Regions from separate parts of the Homo sapiens genome. Here region 1 is linked to region 2. A link is an interaction called in ENCODE POLR2A ChIA-PET data of the cell type or tissue named here. Cell type or tissue: HepG2. All regions are shown on one strand. Each heading gives the region's core, and the rest is flanking DNA. Links, peaks and the distances in the headings are about the cores only.

The links. ChIA-PET counts read pairs that join two places held together with the same protein. Peaks named below come from ENCODE experiments on the same cell type or tissue, not always from the same donor. Only the 100,000 strongest peaks of a DNase experiment are listed, where the experiment ranks them.
Region 1: POLR2A ChIA-PET joins it to region 2 with 7 read pairs; 7 of 35 experiments call an interaction of 5 or more read pairs at or near these places.

The regions. Positions count from the first base shown.
Region 1 is chr1:42,972,356-42,988,447 of GRCh38, forward strand. SLC2A1-DT (SLC2A1 divergent transcript) reads left to right here. Exons shown (of 4, transcript NR_033967.1): 3 at 1,619-1,833; 4 at 10,770-11,003. Among named protein-coding and RNA genes, the nearest start is that of SLC2A1-DT, 21 kb to the left of the region's middle. RefSeq lists enhancers at 726-1,226, 1,227-1,727. In HepG2, for the core only: no CTCF peak of the experiment used is centred there; DNase peaks (open chromatin) are centred at 7,726 and 8,296.
Region 2 is chr1:43,027,177-43,043,268 of GRCh38, forward strand. No RefSeq gene overlaps it. Among named protein-coding and RNA genes, the nearest start is that of SLC2A1-DT, 76 kb to the left of the region's middle. RefSeq lists an enhancer at 9,039-9,589. In HepG2, for the core only: no CTCF peak of the experiment used is centred there; a DNase peak (open chromatin) is centred at 9,025; H3K4me3 peaks cover 664 bases.

The DNA of each region.
Region 1 (16,092 bases), core at 7,311-9,810, 55 kb before region 2:
TTTTTTTTAAAGAGATAGAGTCTCGTTGTATTGCCTAGGCTGGTCTCCAACTCCTGGGCTCAAGTGATCCTTTCACCTCAGCCTCCCTAGTACCTGGGACCACAGCCATGTGCCAATACACTAATTTAAAAAAATTTTTTTTGAGAGATGGGAGTCTTGCTGTGTTGCCCAGGCTGGTCTCAAACTCCTGGCCTGAAGTGATCCACCTTCCTCAGCCTCCCAAAGTCCTAGGATTACAGGTGTGAGCCACTGCACTCTGCCCCCAACATGATTTTTTTTTTTTTTTTGAGACTGAGTTTCACTGTTGTTGCCCAGGCTGGAGTGCAATGGTGTGATCTTGGCTCACCGAAACCTCTGCCTTCTGGATTCCAGCGATTCTCCTGCCTCAGCCTCCCAAGTAGCTGGGATTACAGGCATGCGCCACCACACCCGGCTAATTTTGTATTTTTAATAGAGATGGGGTTTCTGCATGTTGGTCAAGGTAGTCTCGAACTCTGGACCTCAGGTGATCTGCCCGCCTTGGCCTCCCAAAGTGCTGGGATTACAGGTGTGAGCCACGGTGCGCAGCCCCAACATGATTTTGAATGGCTGACTGATAGACCATCATTGATTGAACCAATCTCCTCTTGATGAGTAATTAGGCAGTTTTCATTTGGAGGCAGTTATAAACAACTCTATGAAGGACAGCTTTGTGCCAAGAACTCAGTACATATCGTTGTAGTAGAAGGATTACAGGGCCAAAGGACAGGTGAATTTTTAAAGCTTTGCCAAATTTCCCTTCAGAAAAAATGGTACATTTTGCACTTTTATCGGCTGTAAAGAGACCTGCTCTTTCGAAGTCTTCTGGTCAATACTGGGTGTGGTTTGTCTTTTCAGTCTTTGTCAATCGAAAAATGGTGTTTTATCATTGTCTTCAAAAGAGAGAAGATTAGAAGTAAGTTACCCAGAGCCAGATGCTTAAGAAGAGTTCTCGTCTTTTACTCTGAGGTAGCCCGAATAAATCAGCAGGGTCGAGGCCGGGGCAATGCAAAGTGTCTCTCTGCACAATGTCAGGCTATTAAATGCACAGTGTCCCTCTGCCCGCTGACTCAGGCTGTAAAATTGGAGCATGGTGCTGACAACAGTGCTCATGGCTGTGGGGATGAGGTCACTGTGTCCTCACTGTGCGGTCGACTGGGACAAGCCCATGGCTTTCCTGTCCCATGTCTGTGGGCCTTCCGGCAGACACAGGGCTCGTGGCCTCACCCTCCACGCCCGTGTTGGCTTTCACCTTGTTCCCTCTGACCCAGTCTGGAGGACCTGGTGCTGCATCTGGGCCAAGCTGGCTGTAACTAATAAGAGTTGTAACAAGGGACATCTAAAACAGGACCCTGAGATTGGTCTTTGTTTTTGAGCAGCCAAAGCCATACCTCATAGTGTCAGAAGTTTTAAAACTGGGGGATCCTTCTTGTGTGGAAGCAGAGCTCCTGGACTCAGAGCCGACCCTGCTTCTTCCTAGCTGTGGAGCAAGTAGGGGAGCTTTTCCAAACCTCAATTTCTTCATCTAGAGAATGAGGGTAATGGTGATTTAAGGACTATTATCTTCTTCCTCTGTGCCTGATACTTGTGATTCTCACAGGAACCCTCAAAGGCTGAGAGTATCCCACCCACTTCACAGATGAAGCAAACTGAGGCCCAGAGAAGGGAAATTACTTGCCCAAGATCACCCAGCAAGTAAGAAACAGAGCTGGAGATGAGCTCAGGCCAGCACGGAACCACGCAAACTCCTTCTGTAGGCTTTGTAAAGGATTGATGAGAAAAGCAGATGGTTAAGAGCTCTACAACTTCTGTGAGGTAAAGAATATCTGCAGGGCTGGACGTGGCGGCTCTTGCCTGTAATCTTAGCACTTTGGGAGGCCAAAGTGGGTGGATTGCTTGAGTCTATGAGTTCAAGACCAGCCTGGGCAACATGGTAAAACTCTGTCTCTCTAAAAAAAAAAAAAAAAAAAAATTAGCTGAGTGTGGTGTTGTGTGCTTGTAGTCCCAGCTACTTTGGAGGCTGAAGCGGAAGGATCCCTTGGCCCAGGAGGCAGAGGTTGCAGTGAGCTGAGATTGTGCCACTGCACTTCAGCTTGGGTGACAGAGCCAGACCTTATTTAAAAAAAAAAAAAGGATATCTGTGATTACAAGATTACCATGCAATTTTGAAAGCCTGCTGTTGCCCAGCTGGACAGCTAGAGTTATTCTCAGTGGTGGGATGGCTGAACTGGGGGCCCACTGTGGAGAGCTGGTTTCCCACTGGAGTTCTCTGAAAAGGTGCCTGATTTCACAGCTCTGATTCTACAGAAGGAGGCCGGACCCTTCACGTAATTGCTACCCTTTATTTATGGAGCTATTCCTCTGTCGGGATGCCCTTTATATGTGTACAGTCTGTGCTGCAGTCGATTCTTATAGTGATTCTATGCAGAAGTTACTTTAGAGGAGGCTGCTGGGGCGCAGGGTGGGTAGGTACCTTGTCAGCATGGTGGGGCTGGGTCTCCAGCTGGTTGGGACCCCACCCTCCTATCATGGCCCAGGAGTGAGGCATTCAGGGCTGGACCACCAGCATTTGTGAAGCTTTTGCCCCATTATCCCATCAGAACATCTTCTTGGCCCTGGCAGGCAGCCAGGGCAGGGCCATTCTCCACCTTACTGACAAAGAAGCCCAGGGAGGGGAAGAGGGTGCTCCCCCAACACCTCCATTGCCTCTGCCTGCTTAGTCCAGAATGCAGGATAGAGAAATAATGGGAAAAGCTCCCAAGTGTTGCTGGATCTCTGCCTGCCAGGGAAGCTGTGACCCCAGTAAGGGCAGGGTGTTCCTTCCAGGGAACTCGAGGTGGGGCAGGATGGGTAGGGAGTGAGATCAGAGGGAAGGCCATGTTGGGAAGATGGGAAGGCAAGTCTCTGGGGGTTTGTGGGATAGAGGAAGGGAACATCATAGAACAGGCCAGGAATAGGAGCTTGACCTGGAGATTACTTTGCAGCAGGTTTAAACAGGGGCCATGTGAGAGTGTGGAGCCCTGGGGTCAGAGGTTACTGGATGCAAATTATGACTCTGCCACTTATGGGAATGGTGAGTTAGGACAAATGATTTCCCTGGGCCTCAGGGTCTTCATGTATAAAAGGGCTGAAGCTCAGTGGGTAACTGGAGCACTGCCTGGGTTAGATCCTGGCTCCACCCCTTTCCAGTGTGACCTAGGGTGAATGAGTTCACCTCTCTGGGCATCAGTGTCCTTGTCTCTAAGATGGACTTGATAATAATGAAAGCTACCCCTCACAGGGCTGTGGTGAGGATGAAGGGGTCTGGCAGCACATGTAGAATTCTTAGAGCAGGCTTTTTTCCTGCAGAGTCTTTGTTGCTATCATCATCATCATCATCATCCTCATCCTCATCATCATCTACCTCCAGGGATTCTTGGGGGGCTTAAACAAGGCAGGTTGTACAAATTATCTGGCACAGACGTCATTAAATAATAACAGGGCAGAGTGACGGGTGCTGTGATACAGGGAAGAGCTGGGAGAGACACAGGAAAGAGAAAAGACTTCTGTCTGGCTGGGTGGAAGAAGGGTGTGGAAGGTATGGAAGCCAAGGGAAAACTTCCCCTTTGCCCTCTGAAGGTTCACTGAAAAGTCAACTGACAAAAGGCAGATGAATAGCAGAAATGGCATGCAAATTTATTAATGCGCACACAGGGAGAACCACAGAGTGATTGATTACTCCCCACTCTGCAATGGGGTGCAGAAGCTTATATGCCATCTTGAGGTTACAGAAAGAATGGGGGCTTGGGGCCTGAGCGCAGTGGCTCATGCCTGTATTCCCACCACTTTGGGAGGCCAAGGTGGGTGGATCACCTGAGGTCAGGAGTTTGAGACCACCCTGACCAACATGAAACCCCGTCTCTACTAAAAATACAAAAAATTAGCTGGGTGTTGTGGTGCGCACCTGTAATTCCAGCTACTCGGGAGGCTGAGGCAGGAGAATCACTTGAACCAGGGATGCTGAGGTTGCACGAGCTGAGATCGCACCGCTGCCCTCCAGCCTGGGCAACAAGAGCAAAAAAAAAAAAAAAAAAAAAAAAAAAGAAAGAAAGAAATGAGGGAGGGAGGGAGGAAGGAAGGAAAGAAAGGGAGGCTTGGATCCTGGCAAAACAGTTTATGAGATGGGGAGAAGAGGAGGCCTCCCTAGCAAAGGTGGTCTTGTTATGTAGATGAAAGCTCACAGATAGCAGCTGTCAGAGAGAGTAGACCTTTGAAGGTACCAGACTCTCATCAGTTAGTCTGTCCTAGATCTGACAAGGGAAGGTCCGCAGAGGAAGCCTGCCTGCATCAATGCAGATGTCCCTATAGATGCAGGTCTCCCCTACAAAAGACAGCTTTGCAGGCCTACTTCTGTTCCCAGGCTCTCTGAACAGCCATCTCAAAATATGTCAAAGAAGTATATTTTGGGGTGAAATATTTTTATTTGCTGCAAAGCCTCGCTCAAAGGACATGTAGAAGTTCCCTGTGTAGATGAGGGGAAGACAGAAAGATGAACTTCTATCATCTTTGGTTGTGAGAGAGCAACCAAAGATAAGGAACATGGAGCAGTTTCATGAGCTGCGTGCTTGGAGTGAAGGGCGTGAGGCTGCACGGGAGCACTGGGGCCAGATTGCAGAGGGCTGGGAATACCTTGCTGGAGGGTTTAAACTTGACCTGGTAGGTGAGGAGTTCTTTTAATTTTTTTTTTTTTTTTGAGACAGAGTCTCGCTCTGTCACCCAGACTGGAGAACAATGGCGCAATCTCAGCTCACTGCAACCTCTGCCTCTCTGGTTCAACTGATTCTCCTGCCTCAGCCTCCTCAGTAGCTGGGATTACAGGCACACGCCACCACACCCGGCTAATTTTTGTATTTTTTACTAGAGACAGGGTTTCACCACGTTGGTCAGGCTGGTCTTGATCTCCTGACCTCGTGATCTGCCCGCCTCGGCCTCCCAAAGTGCTGGGATTACAGGCGTGAGCCACCGTGCCCGGCTTTGGTGAGGAGTTCTTACCCGTCTAAATGGCAGAATCACCCAGGGCACTAAAAATAAATACTGTTTTATGGTCCTGCCCAACAGTATTCTAAGTCAGTAGGTCTCAAGTGGGACTCATAAATCTTTACATTTTTCCTTCAACTTTTATTTTAACTTCAGGGTTACATGTGCAGGATGTGCAGGTTTGTTACATAGGTAAACGTGTGCCATGATGATTTGCTGCACTGATCATTCCATCACCTAGGTATTAAACCCAGCATCCATTAGCTATTCTTCCTGATGCTTTCCCTCCCCCGATCCTACCCCTAACAGCCCCCAGTGTGTGTTGTTTCCCCCTCCCCAATGTGTCCATGTGTTTTCATCATTCAGCTTATAAGTGAGAACCTGCAGTGTTTGCTTTTCTGTTCCTGCATTAGTTTGCTGAGGATAATGGCTTCCAACTCCATCCATGTCCCCACAAAGGACATTATCTTGTTCCTTTTTATGGCTGCATAGTATTCCATAGTGTATATTTGCCACATTTTCTTTATCCACTCCATCCCAGATGGGCATTTAGATTGAAGAATCTTCACTTTTTAAAGCTTCTCAGGAAATTCTGATGCCCACCCAGAATTGGGAACCTTTGCCATGGAAGAGGGTGGGGGGATATCTTTAAACAGGAATAGGGTCCATTGAGATGCCCACCCCAGACCTCCAATATATGGGGAGAGAGCTTGAGAAGGTGGGAAGTGTGTGTAGGAGACTCTGACCCCCAGCCTTCCACCCCTCTCCAAAGCAGTCCCACACTCTGATGTTTACCACCAGGGCTGACCCCTGGAAGTGCCTCTTCCCTATAGCCCTCTGGATCCAGCAAGGACAGACAGCCTTCCCTCCTTCCTTCCTTCTTCCCAACAGTTTTTGAGCCCCTCCACGATGTGCTGAGCATGCTGTTGGGTACTGAAAGTGAATAAAATAGGTAGTTTCTCCCCGCAACCTCCTGACCTAAAGCTTTGGGTGATTCCTGCTGTTTTGGCTCTGCTAAGCATGAAGTGCGTGTCATCAGGCATGTGGCTAAGCACAAGAGAGCTGGGACAGGAGTCCACCCTGGGGGCTCAAGCAGTGGCTGCAGGGCTCAGTGGTCCAGCCTCCAGGCCCTGTGGCTTCCTGGTTCCCCCTTCTCACAGGCCCGGTCTCTTGTCCTGGCTCTAGCCTTGCAGGCCAAACTCCCAGGCCGTGCCCTCGGTGCCCCCTACCAGGGGGGTCCTGGTGCATGGGGTAGGAGTGAGCTGTGCAGCCGCCTTCCCACCTCATCTTACACAGGAGACAACAACATTGGGTAAGGTCTGAGCAACTCTTCCCAGGGGCAGGGTTAAGGATCATTTCCTCACAGGGGTAGCAGAAACAACAAACACAAGGAAATGACAGGGATGCCGAGGATTTCAGAGCACACAGCTCCGGTCCAGGACGGACTCCCACAGAGAGATGGGGGGAACGCTCCCGGGGCAGCTTCCTCACCTCCCTCTTGGAGTCGGCTCTTGTGTCTTCATGCTGTGTTCTGTTGTTTCCTTTCATCAGGATCCCTTGCCCACACCAACCCCACCCACACCATCACCGATGGCACTGTTTCACTCGCTCATTGCCATTCATTTACTTCTTCCTTTCTCATTCAACACATAGGTACCATGTGCCAGGCACAGGATAAAGCCATAGGCAATATACAGCCTCATGTGGTGTTCCCAGTTGGATGGGGTCACCAACACAATCAGACAGCTCTAATATAACATGATAATTGCCACTGTGGAGTTGTGCATAGGGTGTTATAAAACCAAGGAGTAACCCAGGGAAGGCTGATTCTTGAAGAATGAGTAGGAATTTATGCAGCGCATACCAAGCAGTGAGAATAGCAAATGCAAAGGCACGAAGTTTGTGATGGCTACAGCATGGCAGGTTCAGGGGAGCAGAGGGAGTGGAGGCAGGGAGATGAGCAGGGGCATCCATGAAGGGCCTGGGAAGCTGGGCTGAAGAACTAGAACTTTCTGCCTTAGGCAGTGGGCAGCCATTGGAGGATTTTAGGGAGAGAAGGGACATGGTCAGATCTGCATCTTTTTTTTTTTTTTTTTTTTTTTTTTTGAGATGGAGTCTCACCCTGTCGCCCAGGCTGGAGTGCAATGGCGCAATCTCGGCTCACTGCAACCTCCACCTCCCGGTTCAAGCGATTCTCCTGCCTCCCGAGTAGCTGGGATTACAGGTGCCCGCCACCACGCCTGGCTCATTTTTTGTATCTTCAGTAGAGACGGGGTTTCACCATGTTGGCCAGGCTGGTCTCCAACTCCTGACCGCCCGCCTTGGCCTCCCAAAGTGCTGGGATTACAGGCGTGAGCCACCACACCCAGCCAGATCTGCCTCTTAGAACAATGCTATGGAAGTTGATTTTGGGGAATGGGTGGAAGAGGCAGAGGTCAGGCAGAGTGTTCAATAAAGAGGATCAGACAGGCCAGGTAGGAGAAGCTGATGCCTAGCCTAGGACAGGGCAGGTAGCTCAGCAAGTGTGAGCACCTCTCAGTGTAAGAGCTGAGGTGGGAGAGGGGCAGATGGGCTGTGGAGCTGGCCACACTAAAGGCAGCTGTGTGTTTGCAGGGCTCAGGACCAAAGGGAGGCTGAGTCAGGAAGGCACTCCTGGGCTTCTGGCTTGAGCAGGCTCAAAGTCAACAGATGCAGCTGCATCTGTGTCTAGCGATTGGGAAGGTCCACAGCAGGACTCCAGCTCATACCTGGGAGTCAGGGCAAAGTCCAGCCTAGGGAAGAGCCCCCAAGAGCCAGGCTGGGTGTCAGGTGGGGCCCTTGTCCTGAAGGGAGAAGAGACTACAAGGTAGAGCACCAAGCACACCTGGCTCTGGCACCTTTACGTCTCTGGCCACTTCTCTCTTATGGCTCCCTGTAACAATGAGATACGGACACCTGGAGGCACCTGGGGCTAGTTTCTTCCTCATACCTGCCCCGCTCCGATGAGGCTCCCTCCAGGCTCCGCATCTTGACTTAGTTACAACCTGATCCTGAGCTGGGACCCAAGGGTGTCCTGCTCCTGGCTCCAATCTCCTGGTGAGGATGAACTTTGGTTTGGCTCCACCTGCTCAAGTGCCTTCGGAAGTGTGCCCACCTTGCCAGCCTCGTCAGAATGCAGTCTCAGGATGATGAAAGAGTTCAGGAAATGCCACCCCAAGGTACGTCACTTTGGACTTCAAACTGAGAGCATTTGAGGAACAGCAAATGCAGGGAGGGACTTTCTCTGAACTTCCCTTATCTGCTTCAAGATAAATCCTCCAAAAGGAACTCAATGGTTATAACTCCCCTCCCCAGGAACCTCATCAACCAGAGAAGAGTAAACTCAGATCACAGGACAGGAGACTGGGGGTCAACACCACCCCCAGACAGACTTTATCACATATCACCTATTCTTCTGAAGGCCCATTCATCTTTCCTCCAAATCATTTACTCTCTCCTAAGTTGCCTGAACCCTCCCTCCGCTCACCCCCTTTAAGAGGTATATATGCTCTCACTGAGGTTTAGGACATTTGCTTTTCTTTCATGTGATGCCCCCATGCATGTAGTATATTTGTGTACCTTTTCTTCTGTAACTCTTTCTTCTACTGTCAGTTTATTTCATAGAGTCAATTACCGAACCCTCAGAGGGTAGAGGGGAAATCTTCCCTCCCCTGCAGTGATGCTCTGGGACTGCCAGACACCTGGTGTCTAATAGACACCAGAACTCACTCCCAACAGCCCATTTGGGCAATTAGTCGCTCATATGATAAACATTTTTTTAAACCCCCAAAGTGTACCAGTCCTTGGACTGAAAGCTGGATTTACAAGGTCAAATCAGATTCAGTCCTTGTGATAGAAGAGTTCATAATACAGTGGAGCCAAACGCATGAAACATAACACAGCCTATTACAACACAACGCGACATGACAGCTTCACACATCCCAACACAGGATACAAGGGCTCAGGTCTGGTTTCTAACTTCTGGGGCCTCAGCTGAGAAAAGGGCAGCTCCCAGTGAAAGGAGGCTTATTAATTAGGGAGGGAGCTTATTGGAATGTCAGCAGTGGAATGCAGAGGGGAAGAGACTCTAAGTCAGACTAGCTGCTTCAGTCCTGGCACCATAATCTTGGATGGATGACAGAACTCTCTGTGCCTTAGTTTCCACATCTACAAAATGGAGAGAATAATAGTGTGTATGTCATAGGGCTTAAGGATTAATTGAGATAATACACGCAAAGTGCCTGGCACAGTGCCTAGAAGGTATAGCAAGCACAATAGCATTAGCTGTGTGGTTCTTGTTGCCATAGAATTATAGAACCTGATTATACTCTTAGGTTCTTGGAGTCAGAGAACTGTAGAATCATAGAACCCTAGGACCTTAGAACCTTAGACATAGAGGTTTATAAATATATATAAATATAACGTGCACCAGAATATTAGCTAGGAGGGTGAAGAAGGGAGATCTCCCCATTCCTTCAGATTGAGGCGAAATGTCCTCTAATGCCTGAGTTCCAGGGCTGTCACATTCAGTTGCTCAGGTTGTACCTAATATACCTCTAAAGAAGGCCATTCACATAGACTTCGATGTGAATGGAGTTCCTTAGACGCAGCATGACATGCACCATTGCGTGAGAAAGCCCACATTTCTCCCAGAGAAGTCGGCTAAGTCCCAGGGGGCTTACACTTAGTACCATAATCTCTGCCTCCAGCAAAACATGCTGGCTTTGTCCTGAGCCACACTGACCTGAATGTGATGAAACTGAAACTTGGATTCCATATAAAAATAAAATCACTCCTGCACGTTGTGCACATGTACCCTAAAATTTAAAGTATAATAATAATAAAGTTAAAAAAATAAAAATAAAAAAATAAAATCACTCTCCTTAAGCATTCCCAAGAGCAGATTACACAGAGGTCCAGAATGTTCTGGAGAGGTATCACATCTTGTGAAGCACAGCTTATTGCTACCCAGATGTACAATGAGATGTGAGCTATTCCTCCCTGACCTGTCATCTTTCTGCTCACTTCTCTCCCTCCCTCCCAATTTGCTCCTCAGGAGCCCAGGCATAAGCTATCCCAGGCTCTTGGTGGGGTCTTAACTCAAAGCCCTTATCAAAGCATTTTCCTCAACAAAAGTAGTTCCTTTTCCTAACAGGAATTTGGGCCATATGTTTAGGTTGTAATTTTTGTATGCCTTATCATATTTAGTGCCACTTATAAAACCTGAGACTCACAGAATTTTAATAGCAAATAATCTAAGAAACAAAAATTTTGGAATAACCCAGCCTAAGGACCACAAGTTCTAAGAATTGTGGAGAATTTCAGAATCCCAAAAATCTTAACAATTAGAAGAGGCCTTAAGGGGTCATTGAGTCCACACCTTATTCAACACAGGCATCTCCTCTGCAACATTGCTGGCAAGTGCTGATACTGCCTCTGCAACAACAACAAAAAAGCATACTTCTGAGAAAAATTGGAAGACAGCTTGTTATCTGAACTATGCGTAGACTTGAATAATCTATTTTTGTTTTTTTTGAGATGGAGTTTCGCTCTTGTTGCCCAGGCTGGAGTGCAAAGGTGCGATCTCAGCTCACCGCAACCTCCGCCTCCCAGGTTCAAGCGATTCTCCTGCCTCAGCCTCCTGAGTAGCTGGAATTACAGGCATGCACCACCACACCCAGCTAAGTTTGTATTTTTGGTATTCTTTGTATTTTTAGTTTCTCCACGTTGGTCAGGCTGGCCTCGAACTCCCACCCTCAGGTGATCCACCTGCCTTGGCCTCCTAAAGTTCTGGGATTACAGGCATGAGCCACTGCACCCAACCTGAATAATCTATTAGAGTCTTTATCTCTAAGAAGAGAAATACATCTGAACTAAAGGGTAAAAAATGGCATGTTTTAATTGGTAAGTCTAAATGCAAAACGATGACAATAAAATTTTAAAGGACTGCTTCCTTCTTAAGCTTTATTTTCGTCCTCTGTCAGTGTATTGCTAGACTCATCTTTCCCAGACACCCAGACCTCCCACGAGAGTATGTACATTCCATTTGGCTTGATTTCAAGTGCTAATGTATAAAGCTTCTGGGTTCTGGGTCTGGCAAGCTATTTCTCATGTTCTCTGATAAAATATTGAAAACCATCTCTAAGGTCTTCCAAGAGGGGATATGTGGAAGATACATTTCAATTTTCCACTGCATTTCAACCTTAATATAATGTGATTAGCTACAGCATTGAAAATTAGCTTAATACTGGCCCATCTTATTATAGGGGCCAAGGAAAAACTTTCCCTTTATCCTCTGAAGGTCCACTGTAATCAACTGACACAAAAGGCAGATTAATAGAAGAAAAGGCATAACCATTTTATTTTAATGTACATAGCACAGGAGAACTGAAGGAGAATGATTACCCTGCTATCTTAATTTAATTCCAATGTGGTCTGAGAGCAGACATTGTATGGTTTCTATTATTATAAATTGGTTAAGCTGTGCTTTATGGCCCAGAATGCAGCCTGTCTTAGTGAATGTTCTGTGGGAGCTTGAGACGAATGTGTTTTCTGCTGTTGCTGGATGAAGTATTCTATAGACACCAATTATATCCAGTTGATTGATGGTGTTGTTGAGTTCAACTATGTTCTTACTGATTTTCTGCCTGCTGAATCTGTCCATTTCTCAGAGGGATGCTGAAGTCTTCAGCTATACTAGTGGATTCATCTATTTCTCCTTGTAGGTCTGTCAGTTTTTGCCTCCATAGTTTGCTGCTCTGTTGTTAGGCACATACCCATTAAGGATTTAACTATGTCTTCTTGGAGAATTGACCCATTTATCATTATGTAATGTCTCTCTTTATCCCTGATAATTTTCCTTGCTCAGAAGTCTGCTCTGAAATGAATATCGCTACTCTCACATTCTTTTCATTAGTGTTAACCTGTTATATCTTTCTCCATCTCTTTACTTTTAATCTATATGTGTCTTTGTATTTATTTTTTATTTTTTTTTAATTTTTTTTTTCTGTGGGGTCAGCCAGGAGAGAGGGGGGACAGGTGACTGGTCCATCCCTGAGGCAAGGATCCCAGCACCTACCAGGCTTCCCCCGAGACCAACACTCTGCAGCTCTGGGAGGAAGTGGAGAGCCCCAGAGTCTGGCGAACTTGGCAGGACGTGAGAGAACAGCTCAAGGGAGAACCATTCCAGTCCCTTCCATGGCCCCAGGAGGTGGGAGACAGGCCCTCCCCATTCTGCAGGTGAGAAAGCAAGGCTCTGAGAGGGACAGTAGCTTATATAGGGGACACAGCACAGGCAGGTGGCAGAGGCAGAAATAAAACCCTTGTGGGTGGAAGGCGCAGGTTCTTCCACCCCATGGGAGTCCCACCATGGCTGGCTAGGAGGCTGAGATACCCACAAGGAAAAGCCTGAAGTGGCAGCAGAGCCTGGAGATGGGGCTGAGGGAAGAAGGAGGAGGAGCGGGGAGAGGGAGACAGGTGTCTCAGGAGACAGAACCGCAGAGTGAGTTTAGTGCTTGGGGATTAGGCTGACTGACCTGGCTTTGCCACTTACTAGCTACATGTCCCTGGCATAGGACCTAGTGTCTCTGAGCCTCAGTTTCTTCATCCAAAAAAATGGAAATGGCACCACCACAGGGCTGCTGTGTCATACGAGAAGGTACTGTGTGTGGGCGATGCATACTCTCTGCCCACTACCTATGGGGCTGGGCTGCCCGCCCGGCTCGCAGTGGCACACCTGCACGACACCGAGCAGTGAGGAGCAGCGAGTCTTTGTTGAGATGGGCTGCAAGCAGCCCTCTGGTCCAGATGAACTCCCTCAGGCCGAGCCTCATCTCACCCAGCCCCGGCTTTCCTCCTTCCCAAGACACGGGGCCTGGGGAAGACCCTGCCCTGTCCCTGCACGAGGCCTTGATCCTTGCCTACAGTTTTCTGACTGTTGTGTGCTTCAAGGAGATGTGGATAAGGATCCCTCTCCTCATATCAAACCTGGTGCTTCTAAGCTGTGCATGCTGCAGGAGCGCCTGTGGGCATGGAGGCAGCAGGCCTATGTCTGGATTCTGCCCTCTGAGGGCCACTAGGCTGCATGGGGTCATCTTCTAGGCTCACTCTCCTACCACAGAGCTGCTACCAAGGAACCCCAGTCCAAAGCGTGGCTGCAAGCCTCTCATTCCCCAGACTGAGCCTGTACTGTTTGGTTGTCTCATGAAGACAAATATGGAAGAGACTAATGGAAAGCCCAAAAGAGAAGCTGAGATGTGGTTCGCCATCTGCCTTTGGTCTTGGCAGCCCAGGGGGTTTGGGCCCTTTTTTTTTTTTTTTTTTTTAAACACGGAGTCTCACTCTGTCTCCCAGGCTGGAGTACAGTGGCACGATCTCAGCTCACCACAACCTCTACCTCCCGGGTTCAAGCGACTCTCCTGCCTCAGCCTCCTGAGTAGCTGGGATTACAGCCACATGCCACCACACCTGGCTAATTTTTGTATTTTTAGTACAAATGGGGTTTCACCATGTTGGCCAGGCTGGTCTCGAACTCCTGACCTCAGGTGATCTGCCCATCTCAGCTTCCCAAAGTGCTGTGATTACAGTTGTAAGCCACCGCGCCCGGCTGGTTTGGGCCTTTTCTGTACATTGCCTGTCCCTGTAGGGGCTGGCATGCTGTCCTGGGTTCATCCCAGTGCCCAGGTCCACTGACAGTATCTAGCTTGAGGTGCTAGCGTAGCCAGCTGAGACCAAACCCCAGGGAGTGGCTGATAATCTGAATCTCCAGTACTCTCCCTGTCCCTCCCACTCTGGAGTTAAGAACATGTTCCCCAGGAGACCAGGTGATACTCCACTTTCAGCTGTGTGCCCTCCCCTGTTGCCTGGGATGGCTGTGACTTGGGCCCCAACAATGGCAGTAGTGCCCTCTATCAGGATCCCCTCCCCAAGTGATGGGGCCTTCAGTCAGGGCATGGTGGGCAGTCTCTTGAGGGCCAGGCAGGCCTCTGGTGTCTTTGTATTTAAAGTGGGTATCTTGGCCGGGCGCGGTGGCCCACGCCTGTAATCCCAGCACTTTGGGAGGCCCAGGCGGGTGGATCACGAGGTCAGGAGATCAAGACCATCCTGGCCAACATGGTGAAACCCCATCTCTACTAAAAATACAAAAATTAGCTGGGCGTGGTGGTGCGTGCCTGTAATCCCAGCTACTCGGGAGGCTGAGGCAGGAGAATAGCCTGAACCCGGGAGGTGGAGGTTGCAGTGAGCAGAGATCGCACCACTGCACTCCAGCCTGGTGACAAAGCTAGACTCCAACTCAAAAAAAATAAAATAAAATAAAATAAAATAAAATAGAGTATCTTGGCCAGGCATGGTGGCTCACGCCTGTAATCCCAGCACTTTGGGAAGCCGAGGCAAGTGGATCACCTGAGGTCAGGAGTTCGAGACCAGCCTGGCCAACATGGTGAAACCCCGTCTTTACTAAAAATACAAAAATTAGCTGGGCATGGTGGCAGTTGCCTGTAGTCCCAGCTACTCAGGAGGCTGAGGCAGGAGAATCGCTTGAACCTGGGAGGTGGAGGTTGCAGTGAGCCAAGAGCGTGCCACTGCACTCCAGCCTGGGCAATAGAGAGAGACTCTGTCTCAAAAATAAAATAAAATAAAAAAGTGTTCTTTTTTTTTTTACACAGCGTATAGTTGGGTCTTGTTTTTGGTTCACTCTGACCAAATCTCTGTCTTGTAATTGATATATTTAGATCATTGATGTTTACAGTGATTATTGATGTAGTTGGATTAATATATACCATATTTGTTATTGTTTTCTCTTCATTGCCCTTGTATTTTTGTCTTCCACACATTTTCTTCCTTTTTAGACTTAAGTGAGCATTTTACATAATTACATTTCGTCTTATTTTCAGCATATTGATATTGATTATACTTACTTTTTTTTTTTTTTTTTTTTTTTGGAGATGGAGTCTCGCTCTGTCGCCCAGGCTAGAGTGCAGTGGCGGGATCTCAGCTGACTGCAACCTCTGCCTCCCGGGTTCAAGCGATTCTCCTGCCTCAGCCTTCCATGTAGCTGGGATTACAGGTGCATGCCACCACGCCCAGCTGATTTTTGTATTTATTTATTTATTTTTTTTTAGTAGAGACGGGGCTTCACCATGTTGGTCAGGCTGGTCTCAAACTCTTGACCTCATTATCTGCCTGCCTCAGCCTCCCAATATACTTACTTTTTAAAAATTTTTTAGGCTGGGCATGCTGGCTGACGCCTGTAATCCCAGCACGTTGGGAGGCTGAGGCGGGCGGATCACCTGAGGTCAGGAGTTTGAGACTAGCCTGGCCAACATGGTGAAACCTCGTCTCTACTAAAAGTACAAAAATTAGCTGGGCATGGTGGCGTGTGCCTGTAATCTCAGCTACTCGGGAGGCTGAGGCAGGAGAATAGCTTGAATCCAGGAGGCAGAGGTTGCAGTGAGCTGAGATCACGCCACTGCACTCCAGCCTGGGCGACAAAAGCGAGACTCCATCTCAAAAAAAAAAGTTTTTTTAGTGCTCGCCCTAGAGTTTGCTGTATACATATACACTAATCCCAGTCCACTTTCAAATGGCACTATTCTGCTTCAATAATGAAATATTCCTAATTCCTCCTTCCATCCCGTTTCACTGTATTCATTTTGCTTATATATAGCTATATTCATTGTTGCTATTATTATTTTGAACATTCTCTTATTTGTTAGATTAAGAATAAGAAGAATAAAAGTATTAATTTTCTCTCTACTTGTTCTTTCTCTATTGCTTTCTTTCTTTAAGTGGATCTGAGTTTCTGATCTATATTATTTTCCTTCTCTCTGAATAACTTCTTTAAACATTTCTTGTAAATTAGGTTTACTGGCAACAAATTCCTTCAATTTTGTTTGAGAAAGTCTTTGTTTTTCTTTCACTTTTTAAAAAACAAAGCCGGGCGCGGTGGCTCACACCTGTAATCCCAGCACTTTGGGAGGCCGAGGCGGGTAGATCACCTGAGGTCGGGAGTTTGAGACCAGCCTGACCAACACGGAGAAA
Region 2 (16,092 bases), core at 7,544-10,043:
TACCTGGGAGACTGAAGCAGAGAACCACCTGAACCCAGGAGGTGGAGGTTGCAATGAGCAGAGATCGTGCCACTGCACTCCAGCCTGGGCGACAGAATGAGATTCTGTCTCTAAATAAATAAATAATAAAAAGGGAGACCAGAGACCTGGTTTTCTATCCCTCCGTGCTCACATACCAAGGAAACATGTGAGGACATCGTGAGAAGGTGGCTTTTGCAAGCAGGAATAGAGCCCTCACCAGAAATGGAATCAGTTGGTACCTTGATCTTGGAATTCCCAATCTTCAGAGCTGTGAGAAATAAATTTCTGTTGTTTAAGTCGGCCAGGCTATGGTATCTTGTCATGGCAGCCCCTAACTAATACAGCCCCTCTTCTGTATTTTCTTTTCTTTTCTTTTCCTTTCTTTTTTTTTTTTTTTTTTTTTTTGAGACAGAGTCTCACTTCGTCAACCAGGCTGGAGTGCAGTGGTGTGATCTCAGCTCACTGAAACCTCTGCCTCCCCAGTTCAAGCGATTCCCCTGCCTCAGTATAATTCCCGAGTAGCTGGAATTACAGGTGTGCACCACCACGCCCAGCTATATATTTTTTTTTATTAGTAGAGACGAGTTTTCACATGTTGGCCAGGCTGGTCTTGAACTCTTGACTTCAAGTGATCCACCCACCTTGGCCTCCCAAAGTGCTGGGATTACAGGCGTGAGCCACCGCGCCCAGCCTGTAACTTCTCAAAGGGGTCATACCTCCTTTGCCCCATGATGGGGAGCTTACAAACTCCCCAAAGCGCCTGTCCACTTTGGAAGAAGAGCTCTGTTAGCAAATTCTTCCTCCTTTGGGGCAGAAACCTGCCCGCTGAAACTTCCACACAACAGTCCCAGCTGTCTTCAAGATTCGCACAGAACAAGACCACGCTGTCTTCCCCGTGCCCCTTCAGGTGTTTTCAGGCAGAGATCACAACCATCTACCCATTTTAGGTTCCACAAGGACAGAGGCTATGTCCGTTTGGTTTATTTCCGAGTCACCGGCACCTTGCACAATAGTTGCCCCAGAGGAGAAGCCTTACACTTGTCTGTTGGTTGAATGAACAAAACTATAATACTTTTCTCTGGGTTAAATATTTCTAGTTCCTTTAACTGTACCTCCAAGACTTTGGTTTTGAGCCATTCTCCGTTATCTCCCATATTTCTATGCTCATTCTTCGGAGATAGAATTTTTACTCCTGTAAAAGAATGAAGTTTTTATTCTTATGGCTTGATGGATTGTCAAACACTCCTCCTACGTCTTCCTTTCTGCTGCTCTGACTTCTTTGTCTTTCCACAGTGACACAGACTCCCTGCTAGAAGACAATGAATGTTGTAAAAAGCAAGAAAAGGGAAAGAAGGCCAGGGGCAGTAGCAGGCGCCTGCAATCCCAGCACTTTGGGAGGCCGAGGAAGATGGATCACCTGAGCTCAGGAGTTTGAGACCAGCCTGGCCAACATGGCAAAACCCCATCTCTACTAAAAATACAAAAAATTAGTCCAGTGTGGTGGCAGGCGTCTGTAATCCCAGCTACTCGGGAGGCTGAGGTGGCAGAATCGCTTGAACCCTGGAGGCAGTGGTTGCAGTGAGCCGAGATCACGCCATTGCACTCCAACCTGGGCGACAAGAGTGAAATTCCATCTCTTAAAAAAAAAAAAGGAAAGAAAAGTTGACACTTTTTGCGTTCACAAATGCTACCCCAAAGATGCACCGTGGTGTTCAGAGGAGGCTAACCAAGGACCGGAGGAGAGGCGAGGTGGTGTGGCTGTTCAGGATCAGAGCACTGGAACCCAGCAGGACCGTGTGCCTATCTCAGTTCCACCATGCCAGAGCCGTGTGACCTGGGGCAGGTAGCAACGTCTCTGAGCCTCAGTCTCCTCACCCCCTCATCCCTCCACCTCACAGGTGAAGAGTAACCCTGAGACACTGCCCTTAGCAATGTGCCTCCCACGAAACACCCTGGAGCATTGATGGTGATGATGAAGGGGTGGAGGGAGGTGGTGGGTCCTACAGTAGAAGGGTGAAGGCATCTCAGCCAGAAGGAGCTGGGTTCAAGTGCTAGCTCACCCCCTGTCTGGCTGGGTCCCCTTAGACGAGTAACTTTACTTCTCCAAGCCTCTCGCTCCTCATCCGGGAAAATAGAGACGATGATACCTTCCTCACAAAGTGGTTGGGAGGATTCACTGAATGGGTGGCATGAAAGTCCCCAGCACGGTGACATCTCCCTCAGCAGATGTTTCTGCTCTGTCCCTTCACATGTGGCATGAGCTCCTGTGTCTCCCTGTCAACGAGTCATTCGGAAGGAAAGGCTGGTTACTTTGAATAGACGCATAGCTCACTACTGAGGAGAAGTCCTCACCAAGGACTGTTGGAAAGAAGACCTGTGTGTATTCATGCTCGAGTCCAGACCCCAATCTGAACCCATTTGAAGTGCCTCCCTCCCTCCTGCCCCTCCTCCCTGTCCTCCTCCTCCTTTTTCTTCTTCACAGTGATGTTGTTCTGGACCCACTGAACTTGCTGCTGGACAGCACTTAGAATGGTGCCCTAATGCCTGGCACATAGTAGATACTTGAATATTTATTAAGTGAATAAATAAATGCTATAGAATAAAACTCAGTCCTTTTTTTAACTGGTGGAGCTAAGTCATTATTTCCTGCATTTGTGAATATTTTAAAATTACAAAATAAATTTATATTGATTCTAGAAAAATAATTAGAAAATACAGTTGATTAAAAAGAAAAAATAACAGTTCCATGCAATCCCATTGTCCAGCCTTAACCACTGGTGTTAATTTGCTCTACAGGTCCTTCCAGGCATTCTTCTATGCAAATACATTTAAATATTAATCAAGCATGTTGTTTGGTAACTGGCTTTATTTTTCTTTTCACTTAGTCATATTCTGAATGTCTCTTTATTCATTGAATATTCTTCTAAATCATTTTTAGATTTTTAATATTTGTATGGTGTCCTATCATATGAATGTCAAATGAGCAAATCTCTAATGTTGGACATTTAGGTTATTTCCAGTTTTCTTCAAATGTTTTTTCTTTTTCTTTTTCTTTTTTGAGACGGAGTCTCGCACTGTCGCCCAGGCTGGTGTGCAGTGGTGTGATCTTGGTTCGCTGCAACCTCCACTTCCCGGGTTCAAGCGATTCTCCTGCCTCAGCCTGCCAAGTAGCTGGGATTACAGGCACGTGCCACCACGCCCGGCTAATTTTCGTATTTTTAGTAGAGACGGGGTTTCACTATGTTGGCCAGGCTGGTCTCGAACTCCTGACCTCGTGATCTGCCCACCTCAGCCTCCCAAAGTGCTGGGATTACAGATGTGAGCCATCACACCTGGCTTCTTTTCTTTTTTTTTTTTTCTTTCTTTTTTTTTTTAAGACAGGGTCTCACTCTGTCACCAAGGCTGAGTGCACTGGTGCAATCTCAGCTCACTGCAACCTCCGCCTCCTGGGCTCAAGCCATCCTCCCGCCTCAGCCTCCCAAGTAGCTGGGACTACAGGTGTAGGCCACCATGCTTGGCTAATTTTTGTATTTTTGATGGTAGAGACAGGGTTTTGCCATGTTGGCCAGGCTGGTCTCAAATTCCTGCGCCCAAGCGATCTGCCTGCCATGGCCTCCCAAATTGCTGTGATTATAGGCATGAGCCACCACACCTGGCCTCTTCAAATGTTTTTATGGTGCTTGCCATCACACTGTTTGAGTGCTTTACCGATGTTAACTCATTTAATCTCTCCTAAAACCTTATGAATTGGGTACTATTACTGTCTCCATTTTATAAATTGGGAAATTTCTTTTTTTTTTTTTGAGATGGAGTCTTGCTCTGCCACCCCGGCTGGAGTGCAGTGGCACCATCTCCGCTCACTGCAAGCTCCGCCTCCCAGGTTCACACCATTCTCCTGCCTCAGCCTCCTGAGTAGCTGGGACTACAGGTGCCCACCACCACGCCTGGCTAATTTTTTGTATTTTGAGTAGAGACGGGGTTTCACCATGTTAGCCAGGATGGTCTCGATCTCCTAACCTTGTGATCCGCCCGCCTCGGCCTCTCAAAGTGCTGGGATTACAGGCGTGAGCCACCGCGCCCAGCAAAATTGGGAAATTTCAACACAGAAGTAGTACGTGACTTGTCAAAGGTCACACAGCTAGTGAGTTAAGTGGTGGGGCCTGATTAACATCCAGGCAGACAAGGATTCCAAGTCTGTGGGCTTAACCCCTACACTCTACTGTTTCTCAATGCTCAAATGAACATACCAGCAGCTAAATCTCTGTACATATTTTTAGTTGTTTCTTTGCTATAAGTGCCTAGATGTGAAATGACTGGACCAATGGGTATGCATATTTTACAGTTTTTAATGCAAGCTGTTCCAAACTGTGTTGCTGGGTTTTGAATGTGTCAATTCTGACTGTCTCCTACCTTCGTTGGTCATAGCTTCCTGGTCTAGCAATCTAGGAATGCGGCAAAATTCTCCAAGCACTCTGAGGGTGTGTCCTCCTGCACCCGGGGCCTGTCTGTTTTCTCCTTGGGGAAGTCTTCATGGTCTCCATGTCAGCAGCTCCCTCCTTTAATGCTCATGTCCCCTGCTATGGCCCTGACTGTGCTGGACTGCAGCAGTATGTGTTGAGCTCTGTGAGTTCCTGGAGGTGGGGCCTTTGACTGAGGCCATTTGTGTACTCATTGCCTAGTGTGGGACTTGGTGTGCCTGGCAGCAGTGTCTGATCACCTCTGTTAAGTATACGAATGAGTGGAGTGCACATGTGGGGACAATTGGTACAGAGCATCTGACATTGGAATGGTTCTCAGCATTCCAGGCCACTGTTTTTTTTTTTTTTTTTTTTTGGAATAAAGTTTCGCTCTTGTTGCCCAGGCTGGAGCGCAATGGCGCGATCTCGGCTCACGGCAACCTCTGCCTCCCGGGTTCAAGTGATTCTCCTGCCTCAGCCTCCTGAGTAGCTGGGATTACAGGCGCCGCCACCATGCCCGGCTAATTTTTGCATATTTAGTAGAGACAGGGTTTCACCATGTTGACCAGGCTGGTCTTGAACTTCTGACCTCAGGTGATCCACCCGCCTCGGCCTCCCAAAGTGCTGGGATTACAGGCGTGAGCCACCATGCCCAGCCACTAGGCCACTGTTTTATCTCTAACACTCCATCTGGTACCTGGCCCATTGTAATATGCACTCAAAAATATAATTTGACGGAGAACACAAATAAGCACTTATTGAATGAAGGAGTGCCTAGAAGCCTACTTTTATTCTTCCTCTAGTACCTATGTTCCATCATTTTTCTTATTTAAAAAAATTGGAAAATATAAAAAAGTATGAAGAAAAAAACAAAATGCATCCAATTCAATCACTCATCAATAACCACAGAAACATTTTGACAGACATTCTCCCTGGCTTTTCTCTGCACATAAAAACAGACGCACATTTTTTTTCTTTTTCATTTTTTCTTTTTAGAGATGGAGTATTGACGGGGCGTGGTAGCTCATGCCTGTAATCCCAGCACTTTGGGAGGCCGAGGCAGGAGAATCGCTTGAACCCGGGAGGCGGAGGTTGCAGTGAGCTGAGATCATGCCACTGCACTCCAGCCTGGGCAACAAGAGTAAAACTCCATCTCAAAAATAATTAAAAAAATAAAAATAAAAATAAAAAGTAGAGATGGAGTCTTGCTGTGTTGCCCAGGCTGGTCTCAAACTCCTGGGCTCAAGCAATCCTCCTGCCTCAGCCTCCCAAAGTGCTGGGATTATAAGGGTAAGCCACTGCATCCAGTCTCAGATGCACATTTTAAAAGCAGAACTGCCATCCTACTGCTAATTCTACTTGGCCTGCTTTTCTCGTTCAAGACAGCAGGAGCTGGATACAGTGGCTCATGCCTGTAATCTCAGCACTTTGGGAGGCCAAGGCAGGAGGATTGTTTAAGACCAGGAGTTCGAGACCAGCCTGGACAACAAAGCAAGACCCCCCATTTCTACAAAAATATTAAGAAATGTACCAGGTGTGGTGGTGCATGCCTGTAGTCCCAGCTACTCAGGAGGCTGAGGCAGGAGGATCACTTGAGCCCAGGTGTTCAAGATTATAGTGAGCTGTGATCATACCACTGCATTCCAGCTTGGACTACAGAGTGAGACCCTGTCTCTAAAACAACAAAAACCTCTTTATGGAGTTTTTGAGATTATGTAAGTTAATATATTTAAAATGCTGGCTAGGCATGGTGGCTCACACCTCTAATCCCAGCACTTTGGGAGGCTGAGGTGGGAGGATTCCTTGAGTCCAGGGGTTCGAAACCAACCCGGGCAACAAAGCAAGACCCTGTCTCTATAAAAAAATAAAAAATTAGCCAGGCGTGGTAGTACGCACCTGTAGTACCAGCCATTCAGGAGGCTGAGGTAGGAAGATTGCTCGAGCCCAGGAGACTGAGGCTGTAATGAACCATGATTATGCCACTGAACTGAAGCTTAGGCAACAGGGTGAGACCCTGTCTCAAAGAAAAAATCCTGAGCACAGAGAATGCCCAAATGTCATACATAATCAACAAACACAAGCTAATGTTATTATTATTAAATGTAAGGAAGGTATTTTAAGCCCCAGTTTACAGATGAAGAATCATATAACAAATAGCTATTTATTATATGATTGTGACTTGTCCATTGACACAAATTTAAGACAGTCTAAACTCTGGCTCCAAAGGAAACTAGAATTTGTTAAGTATCTATAATATAACATGCATTGTATATTGTATATGTATAGGCATTTTACATGTTTTTGGATAATGTCATCTTTGGCATCATTTAGGGTCTGGTAACATGGCACACAGAATATCCTAAATCATAATATTGCATGAATTTTATTATTCTTGTTTAGTGGAAAAAAATTGAGATCCACAGAAGCTAAGAGACTTGCCCACGTTCATACAATTAGCAAACAACAGGGCTGGGACTGGAACCTTGGACCATTGTGGTCACCTGTTTCTCGAGCAAGCCTCAGAGAAGTGAAGTGGCTTGTTAAGGTGTTGCCACAGCTTCTACTCTGCTATCCCACCTCTCCAAACAGTCTTGTGGAATTTTCCAGGATTCTGGGGCTGGAAGCCACCTCTGTGGTCATTAGATGTTTGGCAAAGATGACCAGGACAGCAACATCCTGACTGTCAAAAGGTCACACTGAGTACCCAGAAGGCCAAGTAGGTGAAATGCAAGAATCCCAAGCTGGAGCTCAAAGTCTCTCTCTCTGCCTGTCTTCCCCCCACCCCGCCCCGCTTCCCTCCCTTCCCTTTCCTTCTTCCTTTAGCCCAACAGGAAGGAGTTGTTGCTGTTTGCTTCAGGAAGCAGCTCATACAAAGAGACAGTTCCACACCTTACCACGGCCCCTCCTTTCCCCTCCCTTCCACATAGTGAAAGTAGGAGGAATAATGATTAATCAGGACAGTACTTCCTGAGTGTTTATTATTATGTGCTAAGGACTTTTCATAGGTTGCTCCCCAAGTGAATCTTCACAACAGCCTTTAAGGTTGGCAGCTACTGTTGTTCCTATTCTACAGAAGAGACTGAGGTTCAGAATGGATGAGTAGTTTACTTAAAGTCTTACAGAGAAGGGGAACTAAACTGGACTCCAGTCTGTCTGATTAAAGAGCCCTTGATCTTAATCATTATCACAGACTGCAAAGTAAATGTTAGTACCAGGGACACCGTGGGCAGAGGGACCTGGAATGATATGGCTTCAGGAGGAGTGTAGTTGGAGGGAAGAAAGAGTACGGAAGTCACATCTGAGATGTGGTTCTGGGTTGTGTCTTGTCCCTGGTTTCCTGTATGACTTTGGGCAGATTATTTCACCTCTCTGTGCCTTGAGAGACTTCGTTTGTGCAACAGGGATGAGGCTAAGAGGCCCCACAGCCAACTCTGGGCCATGCGAAGTGTGAGGATGGCAGCAGGAGGAAAATAGGCAGGAGGGTAGGGGCTCTGAGTACTGAGGGAGCTCTCAGGACCCACCTGGGCCCTGCTGCTAGTTCTATGGCCTTAACTCTCTGTTAAGAGCATTTATCTAAAGGGAAGGTCATCTCTACCAAAGTTGCAATAAAAACAACTCTGAGGGAAAAAAGTATATATGAAATATTTATTTTTTCTTTTTCTTTTTCAGATGGGGTCTCACTCTGTCACCTGGGCTGGAGGGCAGTGGTGCAGTCTTGGCTGACTGCAGCCTTGACCTCCTCAGCTCAAGCAATCCTCCCACCTCAACCTCCTGAGTAGCTGGGATTACAGGTGCACATCACCACGCCCAGCTATTTTTTGTATTTTTAGTAGAGACAGGGTTTCACCATGTTGGCCAGGCTGGTCTCAAACTCCCAACCTCAGGTGATCCACCCGCCTTGGCCTCTCAAAGTGCTGGGATTACAGGCAGGAGCCACTGCACCTGGCCTTGAAATATTTCTTTAGGAAAGAAAAAGAGTACTGAAATCCAGCTCAGAAGATCTGGGCCTTAGTCTGGACATAACGATTATGATTACCAAGGGTATAAGTCAAGGCTCAGCCTGACCCCAGCTTGAGTTGGGCTCTGGACCCAGTTCCATTTCTCCTCTGGCCTCAGTCCTGTAATCTGTAAGCTGAAGGTATTTTTTTACAGTCTTTCAACATACTTGCCCTGAACACCTCTGTGATCACTAAGCCCTGTCTCTACCTCAGTTCTTCTCCTCATGCCCCTCTGGGCCTGCCTGGTTCTCCAGGTTTCCAGGTCCAGGCCTCGGTGAGGACACATGGATGGAGGCCCAGGTGGGCAGAGGACGGGAAAGGGGCACAATGCCACCGGACAGACTGCTCCCACCCTGGCCCCTAGGTCCCCCCGGCCCTACTCCAAGTGGCGTGGGGGCCTGGCCTGAGATCAGAGGTCCACCCGCGTCAGCCCGGCCCCTGCTCGCGTCAGGAGGCGCCTTCTCAGTGCAGAACAATGCCGGCTCTTTGAAGGGCTGGGCAGCAGGGGATGGGTGTTTCTCCAAACACAGGGCCTCCTTTGCAAAACAGGCTTTGATTCCCAGGCCCGGAGGCCCCAGGTGCCTGTTGGGCGGCAGGCGGAGGCTGGGGGCTTTGTTTGGCAGGAAGAGGGGCCTCGAAGACTCAGGAACAAAGCCTGGGACAGAGCTGGACAAGGCTACAGCCCAGCCTTGGGCAGGCGGGTCAGGGCTGAGATGCCAGTGGGGGCGCGGCTCCGCATGTATCAGCCCCCACCCCCTCCTCAGTCTGGCCCACTCAGGGTGGCCCTGGACTCCTCTCTCCGTGGATCCTGGCTCTCTCACTTATGCAGCAGGAACTGTTGGATTTCCAGGCTGTCATGATGGTCCACAGGCTCCACAAATCCCTGCTTGGGGATGAAGTGAATAAAACTGGAGTCCAGGACTTTGGATCCAGGCGGCAGGGAGGAAGGAGGCCTGAACGAGAATCCACCAGCCTGTGCTCTGGGCTTAGGTCACTAAGAGGAATGAAGGCTGCCACTTTCTGCCAAATACCATGCTCATTACTTTACACACACGTGTCTCTGATTTAATCCTCATTTTCCCAGGCAACAATGATCTGCAGGGCACCCTAGGTCCTTTCTGGACTCATCTCATATACTCTCCCCTTTACTCACTGCTGTCAGCCACCCCGGCCTCCTCACAGCAAAGACTCAAGTTTGCGGAAAGACTGAGGCAGCCTCAACACTGCAACATAGAAACTCTGCGTGAGTTGTGCACCTGCTGGCTTGCCCTGTCGCCTTCAGACTCAAGGCTGCAACATTGAGTCTTACCTGAATTTCCAGCCTTCAGACCTACCCTACAGGCTTCAGACTTGCCAGCCCTGATGATCACATGAGCCAACTTCACACACACACACACACACACGCACGCACAAACATACACACATACATGCACACAGACATACACACGCACGTACACATAAACACGCACACACACATGCGCACACACATGCACACACACATACAGACACACATGCACACACATACACATGCACACACACACATACATGCACACACGCACACACACATACACACACAGAGCTCCTGCTGATTTCATTTCTCTGGAAAACTTTGATGAATAAAGTCCTCAAGAATACTAGAGTTGAGCTGCATGAAGTTGCTGTTTCTGTCAGTAAAAAGTGGTTGAATATTGGCAATTGCATGTGATCGAACCTAATATTTGCAGAATGAGTAAGTGAAGGAACTGCAAAGCAGTCATGAGGTAGGTGTTATCTTACCAATTAGGAAACCAAGACTCAGAGAGGGGAAGCCACTTGCCGAAAAAGGTGCAGCGAATGCATGGTAGAGCTGAGATTCAAACTTCAGACTGACTTCAAACAAATATAGCAGTGTCTGCCTTTTTACATTAACCAACCATGGGAGTCCCCAAGCAGAGTATATCACATTTGTGGGCCTCAGTTTGAGAACTCAATGAAATAGTAGTCCCAAATCTGACACGTCTAAATGCTTTCCAACTGCAAGCTCTGAGCTGCCAGGAATATGGCTGTGCCAGCCTCAACTCCTTCTTCTAAGGCACATCTTAGAGCTGCTGGTGACTTTCTTGGACCCAGGGTTTCTGCACAGCTAGCTGGTGACACGCCTGGCCTCCATCTCTCAGGGGGTCCTGAAGGGAGGATGACAGTCTGACAGAAGGGCATTGCCGCGCATCTCACCAGAGACTGGAGGCACGTGGGAGGAAGGTGTGAGCCGCACTAGAGTGTGGTAGCGAAGGTGGCGTTGGGGCTGGCAGACTTATCTTTGCCACTCAGTGTCCAGGTTATTTGTCCACTTATTTAACGTATCTGAGTTTCAGGCTCCCCACATGTAAAATGGGATAATAATGCCCTACTCCTGGATTATTTTGAAAACTAAATGAGATAATGTGCACAAAATACTTCAAATCTGGGCTGGGTGCGGTGGCTCATGCCTGTAATCCCAGCACTTTGGGAGGCTGAGGTGGGCAGATCACCTGAGGTCGGGAGTTCAAGACTAGCCTGACCAACATGGAGAAACCCCGTCTCTACTGAAAATACAAAATTAGCCAAGTGTGCTGGTGCATGCCTGTAATCCCAGCTACTCGGGAGGCTGAGTCAGGAGAATTGCTTGAACCCGGGAGGCAGAGGTTTCGGTGAGCCAAGATCGTACCACTGTACTCCAGCCTGGGCAACAAGAGCAAAACTCCGTCTCAAAAAAAAAAAAAAAGTACTTTGAATCTGGAGTGCTCAATAAATGGTAGTAGATAGTATGATTACTTTTAGCAAATAGTAACACCACAAAGTTTTTGGTTATTACAGGCGGCAAAGAAAAGAAGGCAACACTGTTTATCTTGGGGCCCTGATTACATCTCTTGGTCCTGTCCAGGATTCTCTCACCCTTAACACAAACCCTTAGAAGAGGATCTGACTGTAGTCGTAGACAGGCTTTACTGCAGTGAGTTTATAGCATTCTGGGGGATGTTCCTTTGTTTAGATCTGAGCTTTCATTCTGGCCCTAAAGCCTTTGGCTGCTGTTAAAAAAAAATGCCACTATTTCAGTCTGTTGGAAATGACACAACCACAGCCCATAATTATAATACTTTGCATTTTTTATGTAGAGTGGTGTTTATGCTAAAACCATATGGGAGGTTTGCTAGTGACAGGTGCTCTCATTCCAATTTTAAATGGATGGAGATCCAGCCCTAGAGGGGAGACACAGTTTGTCAAAGTTGCGGGTGGCAAATCCAGGCTACACGCTCCCTGCATGCTCCACTCTCCCCCTGTCCTGTGAAAACAGTCTCTCTCTGGACTGTATGATTTCCAAAGTGGGGACGCAAGACAGTCCTCTGATCTTTAGGAAAAACCCCTCTTTGTTTGTTTGTTTGTTTGTTTGTTTTTAAATAACAAAAGTAATTACATCTTATTACTGTTTAATATGGAGATAAACAAACCTAAAATTTAAAAAGAAAATGTACCCATATAGAAGCTGCATAACTCTGATTATTTTTAACCAGTAATGGTATGAGATCAAAGAGGTTTGGAGACCCAGCTCTGGGGGACCATCCTGAACTTCGGCTTTCAGGATGATTTCCTTCCTGCTCTGGGGCTCAGCTCGGGCCGGTCCCTGCGGGGGGCCAATGGGACCAACAGCGTCGTCTTTCAGACGTTGGTGGATCCTCAGCCTCATCAGAATTGTCCACTCTGCCCGGCTCCCAGATTGTCCGGCTCACACTGGCCTAGGAGGTTATCAGTACTGGAGCCTCCAACAGCCTTTCCTGTTACCAAAGTCCAAGTGTCCAAGAAGGCTCCCAAACCTCCTGCCCCTTCCCATCCTGCTGGGTTACAGTCTGTCCTTGGAGAGAGAGTAAACAGAGGAGGTGACAGAGTCAATAAATGTCTCCCGTGTGGCCTTGGCTAGCACATATGCCTTCCTACCAAGAGACACAGGTACATTTGTGCTCGTGGCCCTTCCTATGACACACACGAGAATAAATATTAATAAGACAGGAAATAGTAATAAAAATAAAGAAAAGAACAAAAAGGAAAAGAATGTTTATGGACTCTGAAAGAGGTCTTAAAAAGCTAGTTCTGGGTAATCCAAAGTCCTGCCTCTCAAACCTTGTCATGAGTAGGGGATTTGGGTCAGAGCCAAAGTCATCCAAGAATATGAATTTCTCAGTCACGTACAAATATTTAATGAACATGTGTCATTTAACCCATTAATTAATGAGGGAACTGGTAAGATGTTACAACTGGTTCAAAGGAGAACTTAAAGAACCACATGTATATAGGCTATAAGAATGCTGATGAATTTAGAAATGTTTAGGCCAGGTGCCATTCCTTACGCTTGTAATTCCAGCACTTTGGGAGGCTGAGGCAAGAGGATTGCCTAAGCCCCAGAGTTTGAGACCAGATGGGGCAACATAGTAAGACTCTGTCTCTACAAAATTTTTTTTAAAAATTAGCTAGGCAGTAGCATGCACCTGCAGTCCCAGCTACTTGGGAGGCTGAGGTGGGAGGATCACTTGAGCCTGGGAGGTGAAGGCTGCAGTGAACTGTGATTGCATCATTGCACTCCAGCCTGAGCAACAGAGTGAAACCCTGTCTCAAAAAAAAATTGGAATTTAAAAATTGATCTGTCTTTAGAGTGATACCCAGTGCCGGGCGCAGTTGCTCACGCCTGTAATCCCAGCACTTTGGGAGGCCGAGGCGAGTGGATAATCTGAAGTTGGGAGTTTGAGACCAGCCTGACCAAACATGGAGAAACAAACCCCATCTCTACTAAAAATACAAAATTAGCTGGGTATGGTGACACATGCCTGTAATCCCAGCTACTTGGGGGGCTGAAGCAGGAGAATAGCCTGAACACAGGAGGCAGAGGTTGCGGTGAGGTGAGACTGTGCCATTGCACTCCAGCCTGGGAGACAGAGTGAGACTCCATCTCAAAAAAATAAAAAAAAATAAAAAGAGTGATACCCAGTTGCATTCCCCTGGACACAATTTCCTTGCATTTCTATAGAAAAGAATAATTTGCATTATCAATTTTCCACAACCTAGAGAGTTGCAAAATGTCTCAAGGTTAATAAAATGTGACGATAACCTGGACGAGAACTCCCGACAGGATACCCAGTAATCTTTTACGCCCTCACAAAGTCTTTCTCACAATTTTTCCTGAGACCAGAAATGAGGGTTTGGCCAATACACCCAAAGGTCTTCATGTAAAACTTGACTCTACTTGAATCCAAATGGGAGATGAATCATTGCAGATTTCCATCTTTTTCTCCATGTGAGGATTCAAGAGAGGGCAGCGTGCTCTTGAGCTAGGAGACCAGGTTCAGGTTCCATCTCCCCACTCTGTAGTTGGGGATCCAGGGCCTTACACTTCTCTTTGAGCCCATGACCTCTACCTTATAAAGTGGCACCAATAACAATGAGGCTATGGGGGAAATGCTTCACACCAGGCCCGGCACAGAGTGTGAACTCAGGATACAGGGGTTTTCTTCCCCTTTTCTCGAAACGACCCTCAGGGCTCCCTAATGCTTCTCATCTTTTTTCATAGCAAAGGCTGCCTACTTCAGCTCTCTGCCACTTCCATGCCACTGAGACCTCAGGTGGATGAAGTTTTGTCTATGTAGAGCTCCAAAGACACAGAGCAGGCCTTGTGGGAAAGGTGGCCAAAGTCTTCTTTGGAGAAAAATGGAACCTGGCCCCACAGTGTCACCAAGGAGCAGGTCTCTGGGGCTGTAGGGAGGGGAGGAAATCGTGAACCCAGTGCAGAGCTAAGAAGAGATTTGGAATTAGCCGGGCATGGTGGTGCACACATGTAGTCCTAGCTATTTGGAAGGCTGAGGTGGGAAGATTGTTTGAGCCCAGGAGATCGAGGCTGCAGTGAGTGAGCTATGATAGTGCCACTGCACTCCTGCCTAGGTGACAGAGCAAGGCCCTCTCTCTTAAAATTTGGAAAAAAAGAGAGAAGAAGAAATTTGGTTGAGAGGAAGACTTGGAATAAATCAGGGGTTCGTACCTTTGGAGGAATGGTAAGAGATGTCTGAAAATCTGATAGAAACCCACACCCTCTCCCTGGAAATATGTATTATATAGGCTGGCAGAGGCTGCCCTTGGGCCTCCCCTAGTGGTGCTGGGCTTGGTATGGGGCACCCTCTTTAGCCCCCTCCTTTCAGTGAGTGTCTCCAGTTTCACAGGAACTGGGGGCCAGCTTTGTAGGAGAAATGACGGGTGGCAGATGAAGTGCCTTCTTAGTTCCTTCCCTGTCACCTAAGCGATGGGGCCAGGTGGACTGCTGTGGCTTAGATGGGATTTAGGCCCCTAGAGCCTTGCCTTTCTTATCAGGGTGTGTGTGTACGTAGGGGGCCTGCCCTAAGTCTCCATCACCCCAGTCTCCGATGAGTCCACACATCAGAGGCCAGTATGGGGCAAGGTGGTGGTGGTATAGGACATCCAAAGGAAAGACATCAAGCCTTGACCTTCTCTTTCTCCCCGGCTCATGGGGACCCTAGGGGAAGGTAAAAAATGTGAGCTTTGGAGCCAGTGTGGGATTTGTATTAGCCACGGAACTGGGTCTCTCAGCTCTCCCTTCGAAAAAGAACTTACTGTTCAGCTGTGTATTCATTTGCTAGGGCTGCCATAACAAAGGAACACAAACTGGGTGGCTTAAAATAACAGAAATGTATTGTCTCATAGTTCTGGAGGCCAGGAGTCTGAAATCAAGCTGTCAGCAGGGCCATGCTCCCTCTAAGGTGCTAGGAAGGGTCTGTTCCATGCCTCTCTTAGCTTCTGGTAGCTTCAGGGGAGCCTTGGCTTGTAGATGCCTTGCTCCAATCCTCTGTCTTCGCCTGGTGTTCTTCCTGTGTCTCTGTCTTCACGTGGCCATCTTCTTATAAGGATACCAGTCATATTGGATTAGGGGCCTACCATATTCCATTATAACCTCATTTCAACTAGTTACATCTGTGATGACACTATCTCCAAATAAAGTCACATTCAAGAGGTAATGGGGGTTAGAACTTCAACATATCTTTTTGGAGGAGACAAAAATTTGACCCATAGCAAGCTACAAGGAGTGCAGGTAGCAAACCCTCTCCAGACGCAGCACCCTCAGGTGGCTACACTCTCCCCAGGAAGCTCTCAATCAGTGGCTGAGCACAACAGGGGGATCAGAGTCTAGTCATTTCTGCCCAATGGGGACTCCTCCACCAGGCAGTCTTGGTTCTAGAGCACCCCACTGAGCCTATGGAGGCTTTCTCAGATCTGCATCATGGTCTGAAGGCTTGCCCTCCTCTTCCTCTTCCTGTTCCTCCCCCTTCCTCTTTCACAGGCATCTCCCAATAAATATTTTGCACTCCTAACTCCAGACTGTGTCTCCTTTCTAAAGGATCAAAACTGACACAGGAGGCCAGATGGGCTCATTTACTGGATCACCTGCTGTCCAGCTGTCAGTGAAGACTCCATCCCCAAGGCATGTAGGGTAGGGGTAGTCCCTGGCATAAGGTGGTGGCTCAATTGCTAAAACTTTCATTGGTAATGACTTGGAGAAGGCTTCAACAGAGGGAACAGCCTGGCCACACACTGAGTCAAATGTTTGA